Linked DNA regions of Homo sapiens: region 2 is linked to region 1. The links are chromatin loops, found by intact Hi-C in ENCODE. Cell type or tissue: ascending aorta. All regions are shown on one strand. Links, peaks and the distances in the headings refer to the core of each region. The heading gives the core; the rest is flanking DNA.

Region 1 (2,898 bases), core at 181-2,680:
GCTGAGGCAGGAGAATTGCTCGAACCCAGGAGGGTGGAGGTTGCAGTGAGCTGAGACTGTGCCATTGCAGTATAGTGTGGGCAACGAGAGTGAAACTCCATCTCAAAAACGAAAAAAAAAAAGCCAAAAAACCCCAAAGAAGTCCAAGGGGGTAGTGAGGGCCTCTGGGCTGGAGATGCAAACTTGGGCATCCTTAACATATAAAGGGGACAGGTGTGACCACCCAGAGAGACAATTCAGAGGAGAGATCCCTCCACAGGGAGGTGAGCTCTGGGAGCTCTTATATTTATAGTCTGGTGGAGGAGGAGGAGCCAGGGCAGGCAGCCTGGGAGCTAGGGGAAGATGGGTGCAAGGAACTTACCTTTAGTGCCAGGTGCTGAACTAAACACCTGGGGAGGATCGGCCCCTGGTCCTCACGATAAGTCTGTGAGGTGCAGGTGCTATTAAGCGTCTCACCTTATCGAAGCGGAAAGAGGCCCGGAGGTGACCCAGTGCACCTGCCAGCAGGTGCACGACTGTGTAGGGAGTGAGGATTCACACCAAGGGGGGCAGTCCACCTCGTTTGCCCACGGCATTCCCGTGTTGCAGAGGAGGATTCCAAAGCTTGTGGTTTTGTTCATTTGTTTTCATTTGTCTGTCCTTGCATTCCTCTCCTCCCAACACATATTTACTAAGCACCTACTGAATGCTGTGCACTGGGCAAGGAACTGGAGATTCCAAGATGAGTAAGGTGTGGCGCCCCTTAATCTGGTGAGGGAGGTGGATGGGCAACAGCTGAAGGGTGGGCGGTGCCTGATGCAGGTGGAGGGACTCCGAGGAGGCTTCCCAGGGGAGTGTCCAAGCCAAGCAGTGGAAAAGGCAGAGTTAGGTCAGGAAGCAGGAGGCATCCAGGCATGTGCCAAGGCTCAGGGGAGGGAATAGCAGGGCCATGTCAGGGAGGGTGCAGGAGGGTGCTGCTCAGGAGCTCTGTCCATTGTACTAGGGGCTTGTACTTTATCTTGTGGGCCCTGCGAGCCAGTCAACTGTTTCAAGCTAGGGGATGACGGGATTAGAACTTTTTGTTTGGGGTAGAGATTGGGCTGCAAGGGACAGAAGAGTTACCAGGGAGAGCTTTCAAGGCTGTTAAAAGGCTCTCGATTCCTAGGTCATTCTCTGAACCCTGCTGCTTCCTTACTCCTTCCCAAATTCTGCTCATTTTTCTCTTCCAAAAAGATTTCCGAGTCAGAGAGGTTAAGCAACTTGCCTGAGGTCTCCCAGCGTGCCAGGTCATCCAGGCTGGGACTGGTCTTCTAACTAAAACAACCACAGTCCCAGGGGTGGAAGCGGATGGTGAGTAACCCCAGGGAGCGGCTCACTGGAGGCTTGAGTTGAAGGTCACCGTCCACAGTCCCCGTGTGGCTTTAAACATTGCCTTTTTGCAGTCTCAGAGAACAGTTGGTGCTTCTGGGCAGGAGGAGCTGGGCTGCTGCTGGGAGCCAGGGCTGGGGCTTTCCCAGAGCTGCACGGGTTATTTAAGCAGTTTCCTGGGCATCTGCTTCCTCCCCAATGAGTGATGGGAAAACTCCATGGGGCTGGTGCAGGATTTGATTAACAGGTCACATGAGGCCAGTGAGGGAGGCAGTCCCTGCTGGGAAGGGCAGATGCCAGGCAGAGGGCGAGGGGAGGGGGAGATGGGGAGCACTTCCCAGAGCCCTGTGCTATGAGCTCTGTCACTTTGGGCAGGTGTCTCACCTCTCTGCAGTCTTGGTTCCCTCGCCTGTAGAGATAATATGAAATGTGACCAATAGGACTGAAGTAATAACCAGTGTCCACTGTAGGCCTGAAGTGTGCCAGGTACCACGCATGATCTTGTTTCAATCTATCTTTTTTTTTTCTTTTGAGATAGAATCTCACTGTGTCACCCGGCTGCAGTGCAGTGGCATGTTCTTGGCTCACTGCAACCTCTGCTTCCCGGGTTCAAGTGATTCTCCTGCCTCAGCCTCCCAAGTAGTTGGGACTACAGGTGCATGCTACCACAGCTGGCTAATTTTCGTTTTTTTTTTTTTTTTTTTTTTTTTTTTTTTTAGTAGATACAGGGTTTCACCATATCAGCCAGGCTGGTCTCAAACTCCTGACCTCCAGTAATCTGCTCCCCTCAGCCTCCCAAAGTGCTGGGGTTACAGGCGTGAGCCACCGTGTCCAGCCTCTTGTTTCAATCCCTTGTCATCTTGTGAGCTATGGATGGTCATTATCTTCATTTTATAGATGACACAGCTAAGGAACAGAAAGGGTAGATATTTTGTCCCAGGTCACACAGCTAGTAAATGGCAGAATTTGAACCTGACCCTCTAACTCTGGAGCCCTCCCCTGAAATCCCTGTGGTCCCCCTTCAAACTTTGTTCAGCTGAGCATGAGTCCCTTCCTTGGCAAATCACTTGATAGGATCCTGTGGGGCACTAGCATTCTGCCCACTTGACTTTGGGACACCCCAGTCCCTACAACCCCTTAAGTTTTATCACGAAGACTTGGAGCTCCAGTGGGCCTCAGCCCCTGGCTCATCATCTTTCAGCCAAGTGGGGCAGACCCGGGACCAGAACCCCAGCATCCCAGACTCCTGGCCTTCTGCTCCTTTCACTCCTCCAGGGCCTCAGAGGGGGACTGGACTGGGAGCCAGTTGCCTGGGTTCTAATCCCACTTCTTCCTTGGACCAGCCAGAAGAGCTTGGGCAACATTTCACTTTGCCCCCTGCCTTTACCCTAAGCCTCAGTTTCCTCTTCTGTGAGATGGGTAGATTGAGAATCTAGAATCTCTACCAATTCTAATAATTCATAAGTGTAAGATTTCAGGTTTCTATCTAGGAATCTGTAAGAGTCAAACATTTGCCACCTTTTTCTACTTCCTGTCCTCTATTGCCTGTGG
Region 2 (2,898 bases), core at 267-2,766, 78 kb after region 1:
AGACTCTGTCTCTAAAGGAAAAAAACCAAACAAAACCAAAAGACTTGCAAATGAGTCTGTAGAGGAGCCTGTTTTTAAAGCACAAGGTCACCTCACAGAGTCACCTGTTGGTCACTGGAGTCCCTCTTCTTCCCTCTCAGCACATGACATGAACTGCCTGGCTCTGTGCTGGGGTCTCTGGGAGGTCCCACACCCCAGCCCCCCTGTTCACCTACTGGAGGGTAGGGGAGGGCTGGGATAGTTTAGGCTGGGGTGCCCAGGCCCTGGGCACATTGCAGGACTGTTCTTTGGAGAACGGATACTGTGTGAGGTCATAGGGAGAGGTTCAAATTTTCTGGGGAATAAACTGGGAGCCTCTTGGCTCTGTGGGGTCCTAGAAGCAGAACTAAGGCCTATGGCTGGCTGTTCCCAGGAGGGAGGTTTCAGCAGCACGGGGTAGACCTTTCTAAGAGTCCAGGAAGGAGTACCCAGAGGGAGAGTGGCCCTTTCCATGTGTGCTGCACTTTACAGTATAGAATGCTGTCTAACCTGCATCAGCATCTTTGCTTTCCACCCCATGCCTGTGAAGTGGGGCAGGGACAAGGCCTCCTGTAGGGTCCCCTGCAGTGCCAAGCTTCAGGCAACCCACATCTTAGGACTCTGTTGCTTCAGGCCAAATTCAGGTTGCAGGTTGTGTTGTGGCCCACACAGTATTTTATTCTATTTAATTTAATTTTATTTTGAGACAGGGCCTCATGCTGTTGCCCAGGCTGGAGTACAGTGGTACAATAACGGCTCACTGCAGCCTTGAGCTCCTGGGCTCAAGTGAGCCTCCTGCCTCAGCCTCTTGAGTAGCTGGGACTACAAGCACGAGCTACCACACCCAGCTAATTAATTTTTTTTTTTTTTTTGTAGAGATGGGGTCTCACTATGATGCCCAGGCTGGTCTCAAACTCCTGGGATCAAGTGATCCTCCTGCCTCAGCCTCCCAAAGTGTTGGGATCACAGGCATGAGCCACGGTGCCCGGCCCACACAGTAGTTTTAAGAACATGGCAGTAGTTGCCAACATTTAAAAATTGAGAGAGATCCTATAAAATTCAGACTTGTGGGTCTCCTGGGAGGGTAGGAAGAGCTGGCTCACCGACCCACCTTCCCACGTGGCACCAGCCCCCGAGTGGCAGCTGCCCACTTCCCCTTGGTTCCTACCCACCTTTCCCACTGATGTTACCTGCAAGCCCCTAAGGCATCTGAGTTTATTTTACCTGCTCCAGGAGGATTGGGCTGGGGAAGACGAGATGGGGAGGGGACAGCGCCCTCTCCTGGGGATGTCCCCATCCACGTGGCTCAGGTTGGGCATGAGGGGCAGGGTCACTCTCCACCCCCTGGTTCCAGGCAGGACTAACTCAGCCATCCCCCACACAAGCCTCGAGTTTGGAATGTCTCGGGAGAAAAAGCCTTCAGCCCCGCCATGACCACCCGTGCTGGCCTTTGCGCTCAGGAATCTTCTCCTCTCCCCACCTTCGGCTCCCTCTTCGGTGACCAAGAGGCTTTCTCTTGCTTTGCCTCATACACCTGTGCAGCCACAGTGGGGAGAGGCCTCTTGGGAGGAGGAAATAAATTCCGTAGTGGTTGGGAAGAGCCGTTCTGCCCTCTCCTGCTCTGTGAGGTGGGCCCTGGCTGGAGGTAAGGGAGACCTCTTTGATGCTGGGCAAAGGACTAGAGGCTCTAAGCTTCCATGTCTCCATTTGCTGGGTGAGGGTAGGTTGGACCATGTGAGATGTTAGGAAGAGTGTGGTGGAGGCCGCACCCTGGGCTTCCCCCTCCAGGGCCCTCCCTGGACAGTCCTGGCCAGTTCTGTGACCTGTTTAGTGATGTCCCTATCACCATCACCCAGGGAGAAGCAGAAACGAAACTGGGTGTAACCCGAAACGGAACCATGCCAGCTGTTTCAAAATAGCCTAGGCAGGAGCCTCCAGAGGGCCGTTTGTGCAATATCCTGGTTTTCTTTTTCTTTTTGTTGGTTTTCATCTGCCAAGGGGGCAGCGCTGACTGCCAGAGCCCACGGGACTTTCCTCTTCCAAGTTTTGGGTCATGGCACATTTGGCAGCCCTTGGGGCGGGGGGCCCTGCTGTCTTCAAGGTCCGAGTAGTGGTCTCTTGAGTTGGCGTTTGGTTTCCTTGTGGAAATAGTGAGGCGGAGCCTGGCCTTAGCAGCTGTGGGGGACCCCAAGTCCTCCTGCATGTTAGGAGCGGTGGGGCCTCCCCTGGCTCCTGTCACACTGTGCACTAGCTGCTCAATGCAGGGAATGGTGAACGTGGCCTGGCTCTGTCCTGTGCTGTCAATCAACAGTGGGTGGGTCTCAGCGAGTCACTTTACCCCTGGAATCTCAGTTTCCTCACCTGGGCAATGGGGATGGCCTCAAGGACCGCTGAGCTGATTCAATGAGATGTGGAATATTAAGAGCCATCCTCAGTGCCTGGCACACCCTGGGCATTTGGTCCCACTGGGACTTTTGGTTGTGTGCCGACTTGAGAGAGATGATGCTTTGGAGAACAACAGCATTCTCTCCCGAGGAGGCTCGGGGTGATCTGTCCTTTTCTCTCCTGGGGATGCCTGGGGGTGATCTGTGTTTTTCTCTCTGGGGAGGCTCAGGGTGTTCTGTCCTTTTCTCTCCTGGGGATGCTCGGGGTGATCTGTCCTTTTCTGTCCTGGGGATGCCCGGGGGTGATCTATCTTTTTCTCTCTGGGGAGGCTCAGAGTGATCTGTCCTTTTCTGTCCTGGGGTTGCCTGGGGGTGATCTGTCTTTTTCTCTTTGGGGAGGCTCAGGGTGATCTGTCCTTTTATGTCCCGGGGAGGCTCGGGGTGATCTGTCCTTTTCCCAGACAGGATGGGGAAGGAAGGGGAGAGTAATGGTTGT

Evidence for each region. A loop is a pair of places that touch in the nucleus more often than their neighbours do. Peaks named below come from ENCODE experiments on the same cell type or tissue, not always from the same donor. Only the 100,000 strongest peaks of a DNase experiment are listed, where the experiment ranks them.
Region 2: it touches region 1 in a loop (2.1-fold over the local background); 2 of 110 quality-filtered maps call a loop at or near these places.

The regions. Positions count from the first base shown.
Region 1 is chr1:17,550,540-17,553,437 of GRCh38, forward strand. All of the region lies in intron 1 of ARHGEF10L (Rho guanine nucleotide exchange factor 10 like), which reads left to right. Among named protein-coding and RNA genes, the nearest start is that of ARHGEF10L, 12 kb to the left of the region's middle. In ascending aorta, for the core only: no CTCF peak of the experiment used is centred there; a DNase peak (open chromatin) is centred at 1,362; H3K4me3 peaks cover 1,732 bases; H3K27ac peaks cover 2,500 bases.
Region 2 is chr1:17,628,318-17,631,215 of GRCh38, forward strand. All of the region lies in intron 15 of ARHGEF10L (Rho guanine nucleotide exchange factor 10 like), which reads left to right. Among named protein-coding and RNA genes, the nearest start is that of LINC02810, 88 kb to the right of the region's middle. RefSeq lists enhancers at 1,173-1,826, 1,827-2,478. In ascending aorta, for the core only: a CTCF peak has its summit at 1,334 (motif pointing left); a DNase peak (open chromatin) is centred at 1,894; H3K4me3 peaks cover 1,047 bases; H3K27ac peaks cover 2,500 bases.